2 separate regions of the Homo sapiens genome follow, and region 1 is linked to region 2. Evidence: chromatin loops called from intact Hi-C (ENCODE). Cell type or tissue: heart right ventricle. All regions are shown on one strand.

The links. Hi-C counts contacts between places; a loop is a spot of excess contacts. Peaks named below come from ENCODE experiments on the same cell type or tissue, not always from the same donor. Only the 100,000 strongest peaks of a DNase experiment are listed, where the experiment ranks them.
Region 1: it touches region 2 in a loop (1.9-fold over the local background); 9 of 110 quality-filtered maps call a loop at or near these places.

What each region holds. Positions count from the first base shown.
Region 1 is chr18:55,318,189-55,326,188 of GRCh38, forward strand. The region is part of intron 8 of TCF4 (transcription factor 4); the gene reads right to left. Among named protein-coding and RNA genes, the nearest start is that of TCF4-AS1, 130 kb to the right of the region's middle. RefSeq lists a silencer at 4,220-4,599. In heart right ventricle, a CTCF peak has its summit at 4,306; DNase peaks (open chromatin) are centred at 3,713 and 4,263; H3K4me3 peaks cover 6,039 bases; H3K27ac peaks cover 8,000 bases.
Region 2 is chr18:55,511,371-55,519,370 of GRCh38, forward strand. All of the region lies in intron 3 of TCF4 (transcription factor 4), which reads right to left. Among named protein-coding and RNA genes, the nearest start is that of MIR4529, 36 kb to the left of the region's middle. In heart right ventricle, no CTCF peak of the experiment used is centred here; a DNase peak (open chromatin) is centred at 4,061; H3K4me3 peaks cover 227 bases; H3K27ac peaks cover 5,775 bases.

The DNA of each region.
Region 1 (8,000 bases), 190 kb before region 2:
TAGATATGTGAAATTTGACCAAATAATCACTTATTAAAATTCTTCTTCAATGAACATGCAAGAAGCCATAAAGATCAAAATTTAGAGCTAGAACTACACTTATTGGAGAGCAGGTAATGCCTAATACTTCTTATAGCCTTAATAAGGACAGACACATTGGCACACTTTGATACAAGCTTGTATTTCCAACACAAAATAAGCTACTGATTTTCTCTGCAAAAAAAAATCTGTTTCGTAGTTCAGAAGTGGTGCTTTAATTTTTTTTAAGCTTAGATTTGGATCCGTTAGTATTTAAACCTCTAATGCATAGAGGAAAAAAAAATCACAAAAATTATTTTATCAAGTTCATGAAACTCTCACCTGAGGAGAAACTGATTTTTAAAAATACATTCTGGTTTATATCCAAAATTTATTCTTTGATAGCTCTTGTGTTACGATTTTTTGTTAAGTATTTTTTTCAGAGTCCACACTTCTGGACAGGTACAGTTGTTCACAGAAACAAGGAAAAATTTTTTTGTGGGATATGGACATGGAAACACTTCATAACTTAAGGTAGTAAAAAAATTCACGTTTTTTTCGTTTGTCCTAAAATATCATTGATTATATTTCTGCTAGAAAGTTAGAGGACAACTGATTTTACAAACCCTATAGTTGCCAGTTCATAAAAGAAGAAACCATAATTCTTGTAATGCTTAATTATATTCTTCCCACAAGCTAAAATCACTGTGTTTTGGAATGATTTTCCATTTTTCTTCTTTTGTTTATTCACAGGGAAAACCTGCTTCCTCTGGCCTCTCTCAGTTCAGGGAGTTCAAACTGAATTTAAACAAGTAATTGACTTGTCACTGGGAAAAAAGAAGGAATTCAGTGCTGTGTTCTCTTCAGAGGAAAACTTGTGCAACAAATAGCTGACCACACTTAACTTCAACAATTCAGGTTCAAACACACATTGGTTAGACATGCACATACACACAAAAAAGCATAGATATTCAACCTCCAAACGATAAGTAAAACTCAAGAAATGTAAAGTCTCTTCGATAGGCATTTTGAACAATTAACGCATGGTATATACAATCTCCACAACATGTCTGGCACCAAATCAAAAGCCACTCAATGCAGAATTAGAGCCAGCAGAATACACACTGTAGAATAAACAAAAATCTGCTTCCTCAGTGTATGCATGAGGGCATTTTAAAAAATGGTATAGAATTGGCCCCTTCCTTGGGACACACACAACTGGACTTTGCTGTCTGTTTCATAAAGCTAAGATGGACAACTGGTAGCCATCCGCAGTTTCAAAAGCTTTCTGCTGGTGTTCCAAATGGCTATTTTTTTTCTAACTATAATGTGTGTACAATTTGCCTCTTTCTAGTGTTTGAATCAATAGAGATACACATCACCAGATTTGTTTTTAATAAACGCCTTAAAACAGTTCCTATAAATACATTTCCTGTGACAGAGCGATCTTGATTTTATGAGTACCATCCTCTCAAAAAAAAAAAAAATCTAACAACCAAAATATTTGGCAACTGAGAGGGCATATTAGTGATATGATGTCATATTCAGCATTTTCTTACGGTGGAGGCAACTGGCAAGCTGTGGGAATGGAATACATATTTTTGAAAATTCCTTTTGGCCAAAAGGGAGTTAAAAGGTACAAAACTTAAATTAAAATTTTGTCAGTTCAGATATTTAAGATGCAAAATTAACAATTAACATGTAAAAGTCACATCATTGGTAATCCTGAAAGATAAAAACCATGGAAACTTATATTCTTTTATAATGTAAGTCTTTCATTACGGATAAGGGCTATCTAATCCCTGAATCTGCTTCAGAGACACTTTTGCTTACTGACTACGATGGCATCATTCACAAAATTTTCATTAAAAGTGCTTTAAAATGAAAGGTGCTGAATAAGTTATGTATGAGAACATCTAAAAGATAATAGGCAAAAGTCTTATCTATATATGAGTAACTACCAATTGCAAATCATGTACTTGTTAAAAAAAAAAAAAGATGTTACATAATCCCAATATTTATGTTTACAGATTTAAACACTTTGATCAAATCACAACGAAAACCATTTGTTTTAAAATTATATTTCCCTTACCACACTTAACTATTTTAATTACACCGTGCTCTTTTTTAAAAAAGATAAAAATAGGATAGCGCTATGAACTTTTGATGATTTACTCGTACTTTTCAAAATAAAAGTAAACGATATTATTTCAAGTTGCCCATTCATAAAACTGGCTTCTTAAATGAAATTATTAATCTTCTGAAACTGCACCTTCAAACAGTTGTGTATATGTATGTATTACAGAATATGCTCATCTAGAAATAACCGTTATGCATGCATCTGTATGTATATACACTCACAGGCATATAGCAGCACATACACATGTTTAATTCGTTTGCGCCAATTGCTACAGCTGAACTGGGCCTTCCTGAAAGCTCTGATCTGTCCCCTTTGGCCCAACTATCCCTGATTAAGATCAATCCAAATGGAAGTTCAAAGTACACAAAGAGAACAGTTTATAAATGGCTGCTTTTCACTTTTCTCTCATTCTTCTTTTCTATTTTAAAACAATAAATTTTTGCTCCTCTATCACCCAACAACTCTTCCCGAGAGCCCCACATACCGATTTGAAAATATTGAAATCCTTTTCCTTCAGTGGGCCCAGACGAAGGAAAAAAAAAATAAACCTCCAGATGGCAAGTATAAACCTTCTGCTGGGGTTATGCACAAAATACCAGACACATTTTTTTCTTAAATAAAGCGTTTCTGTTGGAAGGGGGGGAAATTGAGGGAAGAAGCCACACAGCACAAATAACTTATGACAATACTGTTATATGCATGAATGAACCCGTTTGTTTTTCCTTCCCCATTTTGGCTTTAAATATATATCTAAGCTTATATAATCTACTCCTTAATTTGATCTCTCAGTTTTATGTGTTTGCTCTATTTTAACCTTTCAGGTTCTCTCCACTCTATCCACTGCACTCAAGCTTCCAACTTAGTAAGACTTTAGATATCACAAAACCTCAATCCAGGGAGAAACTTACCCCAAATTTCCTCTCAGCCTAACTTGGGCTTTCTCAATTCTGCTTCTCATATCTGCTTTTCCTTTCTAACAGTCATTTGGAAGGAATAAGAATTTTCCAAAACTCTTTAAAAAAAAAAAATCATACCACCTCTCAACTTTACCTGACTGCAAACTTTCGCTCTAGGATCCACTCTCTAAAGCTCTGAAAGCATCTATTTTTCTACTCTGGGGGAGGAGTGGGGGGAAAAAAAGACGAAGGAGAAGAAGTAGGCAAGAAGAAGATCTTAGGATTGGCAAATGATAAATATTTCATGGCACCCAGGAAGGTGCGGCAGTCCTGCACAACTTTGCAAACAATGATCACCACCTAGGATGCTCATCCCTGCGACAATAAAACTTGTCAAAAATCCCCCTCGCAGCCCGCATTCGCTTACCGCTTTCCCATTATAGTAGTACATCAAAGAGTTGCCGCCCATGCCCGGGATTGTGTATGCGCAGTACATGGTCTCGGATTCTTTTTTCTCCTCAGTACCACTCTAACAACTTTTATTTCAAACTCGCTGTCCCTTTTTTCACAACAATTCCTTCAGTTGCATTTTCCCATATGGCCGGGCCAAGCGTGGTGAATATGCAAAGCAGGAAGAGACCATTCCTGGCGGGCGGGGGAGGCCGCGGCGCTGCTGTCAGACGCTCAACTTTGCGCAGCGGAGCTGGAAGGCAGCCCGGCCCTGATGGAGCTCGAAATCCTAATGCATACGCGAGATCGATTCAACTTTTCCGAGGGGTTTTTATTAGTTCCTCGAATAATGCCGATTCTTACAAATTTCTGCAGTCTTCACTTTTTTCTTTTTCTTTTCTTTTTTTTTTTCCTTTTTTTTTTTTTTTTTGTTTTGTTTTGTTCTAGGCACCCTTTTCTTCTCTAAAATTTCCACTCAACTGCCTTAGGGTAAAAGTGGAACAGGGTCCATTATTGAGCAGAATACAAATGCAGTTAATTGACTCCCCCTCTCTCTCTCTCCCTCTCTTTCTTTTTTGTTTTAATTTGATTAAAAAGCGAGTGGCAGGAAGGGAATCGTATGATGCACATCTAATAACTCTGCCATCTGTCTCTGCTGCTGGCTAGCTCCCAGCATTGTACGCAGCTGCCTGAGAACTCGACTCGGAGAAAGGGGAGGGAAAGGGGAGGGAAGAAAAAAAAAAAAAAAAAAAAAAAAACACCACGTCTCTGACCTCGCTCAAAAGGAGAGAGGGGGCAGTGTTTTCTGACTGCTTGGTCAACAACCTACAAAACGGGGTTGCGGAATGAAACAGAGTAGCAGTGCGGCCCGCCCCGGGCTCCGCGGGCCCCGGCCTCCCCGGAGCTGGTGGGAAGCGCGGCCGCCCATGAACTTCACCTCGCCCCGCCGCAGACAGCCGCATGGGCCCAGAGCCTACGGAGGGGCTGGGGCGCTGCTCCCCTCGCTGGCGCTGGGCGCCCCAAGGGCGCACGTTCTCCACTCTGGAGTTGGGTGCTTTCACTGTAGCTTTAGACAATCTACTGCAACTTCACGCTATTTGCTGGGCTCTAAAGCAAGTTTATTGGTACCTTCGAACCGACGAATATCTTACAGCTGTCAGTTTCCCCAAAGGCACCCCTGAGACCACATTTTCAGAGTTTTGCAGCATCCCCGCAGCCCAGTATCTGTATAAATATTTTAGCAAACATCTCATGCACATTTTTACTAAACTTCGATTTTGCTAAACTTTAAGAACGTGAAAACCTTTGTTCACCTTTATTGATCACAACTGAACAATAGAATCCTTATAGATGGCAAGGTTTCTCACAAGCAAGTTGATATATTTATTTATTGTCTTTTAAAAATATTATACCAATCAACAAAAAGGCGGGGGGAGGTACAAAAAAAGGAAAGAAAGAAAGGGAGGGATGTGGGGAGAGGAGATGGGCTGACTTGAGCTTGCCAAATTCAGAGCATCACAGGAAAGGAGGGCCTCTGGGAATTGATCCCAAATGAAACTAAATCATTTGCATATGCCGAAGCAAATGCCACCCGAGCATACATCTATTCTCAAGAATCAACTTTAATAATTCAAAGCACCTATTTCCTTACAACTCAATATGCTAACAAAACACATACAGTATTAATAAACAAGGAGGAATAGTGGTGTTGGTTCCGAGGAGCAAAGCCCGGGCTAATGGTGGAAAGTTTCCCCACTCTCTAAAATAAACACACACACACCGCACATCCACACACACGTATCGAAGGCCCAGAGGTTTGTCTAACTCACTTGCTCTGCATTTATTCGGAAGGTCCCCAGAGGTTTGTGTAAACAGTACTTGAATTATAATCACACATTTCATTCAAATTTCATGCTTTGAGGATTTTTTCCTCATTAGAACAGTTAGTTGTCAATCTGACAGGATCACATTTGTAACCTTTAAACCACCCTCACTGCTTAATACACAAGGCCAGGGTACCCACCTACCAGAGGACAGTATGTAAAAACCACCACTTAGAAAAGAGGCTGGAATTTAAAGAGATAAGTTGGGGAGTTTCCTGGTTGTTGTTTCTTTGTTGTTTCTTCCCTTATTGAGAAGGCTTTTCTAGATCCTAACTTTCCATGGGTAGACTGCTAGAAAGATCTCTAAACTCTTTTGATAAACAATCATTCTGCTTCATCTACGTTAAATACCTTTTCTTACCTATTTTGCAAACATATAAATGCCTTCCTATTAATTATGTAAATATAAACCAAATTGTCATGGCTTAATGAGCTACAATTCCTATTTTTAAAATTGAAGCTCTCATTTCTTTTAATATATTGTTAACATGTGCATAAATAAATATTTTTAATCTGATGAGGTGAAATCGATTTTTAAACCCTGACAATTCAGCACATAAGACTGAAAAAATTAAAATGAGACTAGAACATTAAGCTTCTGGGCTTCATTGCCTAATGGAAACGAGTCTAAGATTTCAAAAGCACAAATTTACAATGATTAATAAAGATATAATGCTTTGAAAGGTGATCTACGAATTATAGCCAGTGAGACACTGAACGTATTATCATCCAGTGATGTTTGGTTTTGGTTTGCTGACCTTGGAGTACATTTCAATCACAGAACTCAAGTCAGTGGCTTGTCAACTGAGACATTTCTGCGATCTCAGCCTTTGAAGTTTTCTTTGTGACAGAAATATCATCCATGATAAATTTTTAGTGTGATGCGTGGGGAGTTAGAACAGAAGTATAAGAACAACTGAAGCTATATGCATAAATCCATGTGTTTCAGAATAATTTTAAAGAAGTCTTAATCTTAAGCAGCCAATTTTTACAGGACCCTGAACTAGTCTACTGCTTGTTTCACAGACACAGTTTTCACAGTAGTGTATAACTGGACAAGTTACCTTGCCAGCAGTAGGTAACTTGGTTACCTACTTGGTACCACCCCCACCCCCCATGCCCAGCCTTGTTATCGCTGAAATGATGGGGAATGATGGTTAGCCACACTATACAGAAAGCCACCATCCCTCTCTGGTGCTTAGACAAAGCACTATTGAGGACACTGGGGGTAGGCAATGAACCCAGTTGTCTTTTTCTGCCACTTTTGGGGAAAAAAATTCTTACCAGCAAACTGTCTAGAAGTGTTGACCACTTAAATGAAACCCACACGATTCTTATTTTCTTCTAGAATCTAAAGTTTACAGTTCTTTTGTAATTTTCCAAAAAGTCTTTGACAGATATATTTGAGGTGAAGCAGAACTGACAACACACACATACATTTGTTATAAGAAACTGGGAAATATTTGACCTAAAACCCCCAATGCATTGGCATAGTATTACCTACAAGGTAGATGTTCAATAAAAACTTGCCGAATGAATGAATAACTGCATTAAAGAATAAGTAAATATTCAGAATCTACATCACTTGAATGAAGAGCTATATTCAACCATTTCATGAACAATTATTTAGTGATTCCCAACTTTGGGTTAAGCTCCATTTGGGGACATGCACAGGGTTCACAGACATGTCAATTTTCTTCCTGAGAAAATTGAGAAAAGAGAGAAAATATGACTAAAGAATAATGCTTTAATTGTGAAGGCAATCGCACATACATTAAACAATTAGATAACAAACTATTACAGGGTAAAGAGCTGAACTATCCACTCGACCACAGAGCTCATTAGAGTAGATTCTACCTTTATTTCTGAATAATGATAATATTACATGGTTACTGCAAAGTGCAAATAAACCTAATGAACATCTACACACACACAAACTGCCCTGCATATTGCAGTGTAAGGCAGGCAACTCAACAAATAGAAGCTGAATAAATGAATGAATGAAGAATGGTCATATGGAAGGAATTCCCATTTTTCTCCTCCCGAATATAACTTGGTAGAATTTGAACAACTCCATGTTTCTGTTTAAGTCACTGAACACGGAAAGTTGTTTTTTGTTGTTGTTGTTTTGTTGTTGTTGTCTTTCTTTTTTTCAGTATAAGACATTGCTTATTTCTACAATGCTGACCTCTTTTGCCTAGCATGGCTGAATTAGCTAAACATCATATCCTAAGGAAAATAGTGATATTCATTAATATACAATGATTACATAACATAGTGTGAACAAGCCAGCCTATAAATTAAATAACCACCTCAGGTAAACATCTACCCATCAAAAAGATATTTGCTAATAAAACGACACTTAATACATGCACAGTACAGTGACACACAATTTAAAGAACATATAATAATTGCCTTCACTTATTTAATCTCCATAACTAGTACTCTGTGGCAGGTATTATCATTCCCACTTTAAAGACAAAGAATTAAGGCTCAAAGATCCTTAGATGACATTTTATAGATCAAAAGCTACTAAGACACTGGAATCAGGGTGTGAGCAAAGTTATTAAATCAGAGCACTTAAACTTGAGGGTCAGACACATCTTGATGAGT
Region 2 (8,000 bases):
AGCTGAAAATACTTACCTCTACTATTTTAATAAGGTATATGTTTTCATTCAGTTCCTATACTGGAGTATGGGGAATTTCACATAGCAAAAGTACCAAATCAGCATTAAAACACTGACTTGCAAAAATGGCAACTTTTATTTTACTGGATATACAAATTGTACCAAGTACTTTAACAACAGAGTTCTAAATTCATTCTGGAAGTAAATTATGCTTCAAATCCAGTCAAATACCCTGAGTGATTACAAATTTTTATCTAAATAAATATTTTTTTCAAAACTTAAAATGTATTTGGACCTGACAGTATATTTCTTGGACAAAGAAGTTTTACCTAAACTAAATTATTCCTGATTGAATTGCATTTCTCAATAAAGTTACATGACATAAAGGGAGAAAATTATACACAGTGACAATTTTTTAAAATAATACTCAAAAAGTAAAATAAGACCAACTCTCAACTAATGTAACTTGCACTTAGGCAGACATTCTGGTCCAAAGACAGCAAAAACTGATTTGTGAAATACTAAAAATAATTAATCATTGCTGCAAAGCACTAGATTTGGAGCTAAACTAAATGGCATGTACCATTCACTACAATTCCAGATAACACCTTATTTTACACATGTAATAAGAATCATGAACATGAAAAACGTTCAGTGTCATTAATCCAGAAAATGCCAATTTCTAAAAGAACACAACCAGATACTATGTCGACTACCACGTTAATAAGATAAAAATAATACAAATTGGCACAGCCTTCCTAGATAGCAACTTGGCAAGATACATAAAGAGCCTTTCACCTAATAATTCCCTAGGAAACTATCCTAATAACATCCTTGCAAATGCAGACAAGTGTTTATGTGCAAGGAGTTTAAGATGTGGTCAACAGTTGCAAACTCTTAAAATAAATTATGGAAGATCCATGTGATGGAATATTACGCTGCCTTTAAAAATCACACTTTCAAAACATTCAAGGACATTGGAAAATATTCATGGTAAAATATGAAGTTTAAAAGCAATAAACAAATTTCATGTTATGTTTTTAAAAACCAATGGAAGATAGAATCTACACAGTAATCAAAATATTAACATTGGCTATCTCCACAATGAGGATACGTTACATTTTAATAAAAAATAAAATAAAGGGGTAGGTGTGTGTGTCTATGCATATATGTGTGTATGTGCATATATAGCTGTATATATATGTGTATGGTGTCTATAGACAGATATTTAATTATAGTTTCAAATTTCAAGGATCTCATAGTCTATTATTAAGAATTTATCAAAATCGAGTGGGAGTGGTATATATAGATGAGCCAAGAAGGCAGAATGCTGGTAAATATTGAAACTGTATGATGGTGACACAGAAGATTATTCTACTACTGTGTATACATTGCATGTGTTTAAAAATTTTTCAAAATAAAAAGTTAAAAAAATAATTAAAAGGCAAGAAAAAATACAGTAGCATCATAAGATCAACCTTGAAAGAAATACTGGTACTTCTGAATGAATAGCTAGTAAGATTTCAATAGGCAAAGTAAGTGCTTAAGGGTAGCAGGCAGGATACTGAGCAAATAACACTGAAGAAAGGCAATGACCTTCAGGATCAGGCCAGTGAATAACTGGTAACAAACTCATGGTATCTTACTGCTCCTTCTAGTATTAGATGAAATCCCCTGATAGAAGATAAAGGGGCACCATCTTTTGGATTTCTGTCAGGGTGTAATTCTCCTAATAAGTGGGCATTTCACCTATGCAAATCTTCACCTGGCATGAAGACGATAAAACAGCGTCACTGACTAGTGCTGACTTCAGGTCCCACCCTTGGTCACTGAAGGAAAACTATTCCTTTTACTGGACAGTGATTTCTGCATAATTCCCATGGGTTCTTTATTCTCACTGGACAAAACCTCTCTGAGATCTAGGCATGATGAAGAGTGGAAAACAAAGAGCTCATTTTTAAAACCCTCTACTCATGTCTTATCATTCCTAGCCCTCAGCTTTTTTTTTTTTTTTTACATCAATAGCCCATCTCCATATAAATGTCTAATTTTGCAACACTTTAGGTGCCACAATGACTGTGTGAATGAGTCAGAATATGCATTACCAAATAGTGAAAGAGTGTAGTTTTCCTAACCAATATCTATTTTTGAAAAAAAAATTTTAAAAGCACATTGCTTCTTATAATTTTTCCATAAATATCTAACTACTCTCAAAGCTACCATTTAGACTACAAATGCATCCTTCAGTTTGTTAAAGAAAATTTCCATCACTTGCAACTATAAATTTGGAAAACGCAATAACCTTTAATGGCATACAGGATATGATTTTGCTTTCTCATATTTAAAAAAAAGCTGCTTATTCCTGAAGTAATTTTTCAGAACATATATAATTTGTTTTATAATTTTAAAGCTGATCCCCAATGTTTGATAATTCTCTATCTCTTCTTTCTCTGTGTTACAATCCCAAAATCTTTTAGTTCTCTTTGAAAATACATATGCATTAAAGTTTGAGGCCAGACAGCCAGCATATACTGGTAGTCTCTGTTAAGGCTAATTGAGTTATCATAAACATGCAAATCCCTTTGTATAGAGAAGCCTGGCTTTTCTTTGCCATCTAAGATGAAACTATAATCTATAAAGATAAGCAAAATCTATGTTCTTGATTTGCTTTGCATGTAAATTCTTTCACATAGATAAGCTCTTGACATGTATTCCTCTTCTGAAAGATCAAAGATCATTCTTCAAAAGCCAGGTTTCTCTCCTATCTTCCATCTCTTCTCAGATTTCTACTGTATCTTTTCCCCATGGCTAATGTTCTCTGAAGAGAACCAAATTAATGAACACTGACATTCTTCATACCTATTTTAATGGCATCCTGTGGTGACAATGCAATAACAGGACTATTGTGGCATCGAGCAACATGGTCTCCAAGTTTACTTCCTGACAGTGACTCAATCACTGAGCATGTGTTTGAAATATTATGCATTCATGCATGCACATGCACATCCATGAGCATACACACACATCTATCCATGCACACACACACACACACACACACACACACACACACACACACCCCAATCATACCTACCACCATGCTGGTCAGTACCCACAGCCAAGGAAAAGTAAAGGCCTAAAAACTAATCTAGAAGATGTAAACGTGGTAACAGTTAATTCAAATAAATCATTAAATATAAAAATTTAAAGAAATACACAGCTGCTGATTATCTCAATTCTTAAACTTTGTTCTTACAGGTTCATCACAATTAAAGCCTCTTCCAAGGTGAACTCTGCTCAGGGCAGCCGCAGCATTTGATTTTTTTTGGACAGAAGCTTTTGGTAAGTAAAAAGCAACCAATAAACTGAGGAAAAACATATGATTTAATAAAAGGAGCACACGTAAAAATATATGGATGCACAAAGCAATTGATGTATATTATTTACTCTTTTTTTACAATATTTATAGAATAGTACAATTTTTATATAATGCATACATCATCTGATTATGAATAATACATGTGTAATATATGGTTTATTACTATTAAAATTATTACCATATAATGGTAATTGAATTTGTGCCAGGCATAATGCTAAGCAATTAATAAACATGCTCATTTGATCCTGCCCCACTCTATAAAGACCTATAATATTACTTTCTTAAGGATGAAAATAACTTCAGCAAGATTAGGAAATTTGCCTAATTTCAGAGGAAAACACATAAACGTAAAGCCATAAGACAGTTACCTGTTCTTGTTCAGCCCTGTATCCCAACACTTAATGTAAAGATGGAGAAACAAAGTTAAAAGACCTAAGAAAGTCAGGCAAGTAGATGAGAGAGAAAAAAGTCAGAGAATCCAAGGTAGGAAAACAACCCAGAGTATAAAACTCACGGAAAAAAATGGCCTCACCAAGTTAAGTATGGTCACACTCATTTGTTCATTCATCAGGCATGTACTGAGTGTTGACTATGTTCTGGTCACTGAACTACGTGCAGACACATGGCTGGGGTGCAAGTTCTGAAGACATGATCCTGACCACTCCAAAAACTACAGTTCCGTCAGGAAGACTAAGCATCTCAGCAGCTGTGATTGCTGGCATATGCCCCAGCATACAAGAGGACAAGCTGGAGGGACAATCAGATCAGTCTTCTGTGTTAAGAAAAACTCCCATGAAGAGGTAGACATGAGCTGAGTTTTGAAAGAGAGTAGGAGGTATAGAAGAAGGCTGTGTTCCAAAGTCCAACGCTTCAAAGAGGTAAAGCAGTAGAAAGGTCAAAGCCAATCACACATGCTACTGATGACGTTTTGAGGTGGAATCTTCAGAGAGTGTTGTGGAAAGAAGCCAGATCATGGCACATTATATACAGAATGTCGTGTGAGAAAACTTGGCTTGAAAAGGACAGAACAAAATGAAGAGAAAAGTTAGTCTCAAAATTTGGAGGGGGGTGGGCGTATTTAAATTCATCTTTAAATTTAAAAATCCATCTTTAATTTTAAGATAGGAGAAATGAGCATATTAAAATGCTGAAGAGTCAGGAGAGAAGAGGAGGTTGGTGATTCCGGAGAAAGACTCCTGGTGAACATGCCCTTAGATGTAAGAGGATGAAGGTAACAGCTATTGAGACTAGCAAATATAGACTTGATTAAAAAGTCAGATTGGGTTTAAAAGAAGTTTCCAGAAAATGGTGGTGGTGGTGTGTATGTGATAAAAGACAAATTCCAAAGGTGTGTGTAACAGCGATCATTCAGTGATGACTTACGGAGACAGGGCTGTAGATGGAAAAGATGACTGGACGTGAGTTTGGAAGTCTTGTTTGTTTATTTTCTAACTGTTACCTTGAACAAGTCATTTAACCTCAACCTCAGTATCCCTGACTCTTAAACAGGGATGACAGTTCACTTAACTTTTTCTATGACATATCTGAAAGCACAGAAATTGGTTCATGGAAAATGCTCACTAAATCTTAGTTTGGTCTTATCTAAATCTAAAATAATATACTGTCTGGTTTTTTGGGTTTTTTTTTAAAGGTTTATAAGCAAAATGAAGGGAAAGCTACAGCTTCCCATTAGGTGAACCCAACCAGAAGACTGAGAGAACGAGAGAAAGGCAGTCTGATTATGCAACTGTAGAAGGTTAGCCTCTTGAGACACAGAGCAGGATGGAGAGTGATCCGGAGGCCTGGATGGAGAAAAACTAAGTAGGAAACACGATGGTGAGCATTAGAAGAGGAAATGACTGTAATCTTCAAGAGTGTGGTCAGGGAAGGCTTTCTGATATGACATTTGAGTGAAGAGAGAGATGAAGGACCCAACTATGGAGAACCTGAGTCAAGTGTTCCTAACAGAAAGGATAACAAATGTGAAGACCCTGAGGTGGGAGCTTGCATGGTGCATTTGCAGAACACTAAGAAAGAGTGTGGCTGGTGTAGAGTGGGAGAGAAAGCAAATGATATCACAGAGGTACCAGGGAAGCCACATACCATTTTAAGGTCTTTGGCTTTAACTAAATAAGGTGTAAGGTCAATGAAGTGTTCTGAGAAGAGGAGGAATAACATCTGAATTATGTTTTAAAGATCACTGCTCCATTAAAAAACAGACTAAGGTCAAGGGCTAAAGCAGGCAGTCCAGTTAGCAGACTATTACCAGAGTGCTACAAAGTCCTAGCAACAGAGGTTAGGAAAAGTGGTTGAATTCTTAAAAGTCAGAACCTTGTGGGAAACGGTTATAATAAGAGCTCCTAATGAATAACACCATCCTTCACCCATGATTTTGTGGAGTTTCTTAGCACCCTGATACTGGACTATGCCACATGACACGCTTTGACCAATGGAGTATCTGCAAGCATGATGTAAGCAGAGACTTAAAAAGTGCTTACTCATTTGATCTTGCTCTTTTGTGCGGCTGGGTGATTTTCTACCATGATGTGAAGAACCCTGAGCTATCCTCTGGAGGCCTAAACCACATGGAACAGAAGTGAGCCAATTCAGTTGATGGCTCCCTAAACCAACCAGGCCCTCCTGTCCACCCGCCATCAGACTGTATCCTCATGAGTGACCACCATTGACATCAACAAGAGAACCAACTGGCTGAGCTCAGTCCAAGCAGGTAAACTACATACAGATTTGTGTGCCAATAAAATGGTTATTGTTTTAAATCACTAAGTTTGGGGAATGTTTGCTATGCAGCGATAGATAATAAATATAAGCTAACAACATTTAGGAAGACTTTAAATGTACAATATAAGAGAAAATGGAGATATGAATAATTCCCTAGAGGTTAAGTCTGAGAAATGAAAAAACTAAAGGTGTCTTCAAATGAGATGGGAAGGCTGAGGAAGAAAGTAAATCAAATGTAAAACCCAGAGGATTTATAAACATCCTCAGTGCAAGCAAAGCTACATATACTTCTGTTTAGGTATAAGCAGTAAAGCAATGGTGACTCCTCAGACACACACAGCAGCTCCAATCAGGGAAGTGTGAGAGTCCAGGCCCTTGCTGGTTAGAGCTTTCTCCATCTCTCTTCTGTTTGACCTTGCATTTCAATTTTTGCCATGACCAAGAAATTGAAAGTAACAAAAATTACAATAAATAATCATTTATGTAAGTTTTCATATATCCATTATTCTCCAAATAATACTTTTTGCACAGTAACTTTTCTGCCCATCATTTATCCTAAATGATTACATGAATTAATGGCCTACCGTTAAGTACTTATTGAAACACCTTGAATGCCTGCTTCAAGATTTAGATCTTGAAACTAGCTGTGGTCTTTATATGCAAAATCTCTAATGACTTCTAGAATGCATGGAGTTTATCTTCCTTACATTCCCAGCAATATGATGATTTGCTGTCTGTTATATAAAATGTTTAAATATTTATAGCTAATATGAATTCATCAGGTACAGTTAAGTAGAGCAAATTTAGTTCTATGAAACTACACAATTTCACAGAAACAAAATTTCAAAGACTCTATCAAGAAGCTATAAAAACTGCATATTAGAAAATAGAAACAAAAATGAAAAAACGTGTGCAAAGATACAGAAATAACCAAAATCACCAAATATGTAGGAGAGACTTAAGTAAATGATGGTAAGTCTAACAGTTTAACACTGGTCATTAAAAAATTCAGAATGTAAACTATTGGAAAACATATTCTGTATATGAAAAAATGACACAGAAAAAGAACACAAAAGTATGTAAGCACTGAATAAGAATGTTTTAATTGCTTTTGATCATCCAACAAAAATTTTTTTAACCGTGAGATAACACATGTGAAGCAAGGATGAATAACCCAGAAATATGAAAATTGTGTGAATATATACGAAGGGACACAGACAAAAATCAGTTTATCAGTAACATAACAGTGTTTTTAAAAAGTCATTGGAGGATTTTTTGCTGTAAATCTGTTTAAGTGTATAAAATCTGAAAGAGAATAAAGAAGTGTGACGGGGTCCTTGTATTTTTTTGTGTGTTTTCTCACAATTATCCAACATTTTAACAAGCAGAGGTGTCACGATAGCATCTTGAAAAGTAAGATTTAGTTCCCTATATTCTTACATATTTACACATATCCAAGCATGCCACACAAAAAAGAACATTCAACCCAAACTCACCAGACTATTATCTGAATGTCACTAGTCAATGCTCTTCAATAGTCTTCAGCACAAAGAGGGAAAAATAGGTGGAAACAGGACATTATGAAAGTAAATTACATAAGCAACATTAGCAACAACATAAGACTCCCAACAGGATCATGAATCTTAAAAAGTTAAGACATGTTCTGGCCAGGCGTGCTGGCTCATGCCTTAATCCCAAAACTTTGGGAGGCCCAAGGCATGCAGATCACTTGAGCCTGGGAGTTCGAGACCAGCCTGGGCAACATTGTGAAACCATGTCTCTACAAAAAAATACAAAAATTAGCCATGCATGGTGGCCCACACCTGTATTCCCAGCTACTCAGGAGGCTGAGGTAGGAGGATTGCTTAAGCCAGGCAGGTCAAGG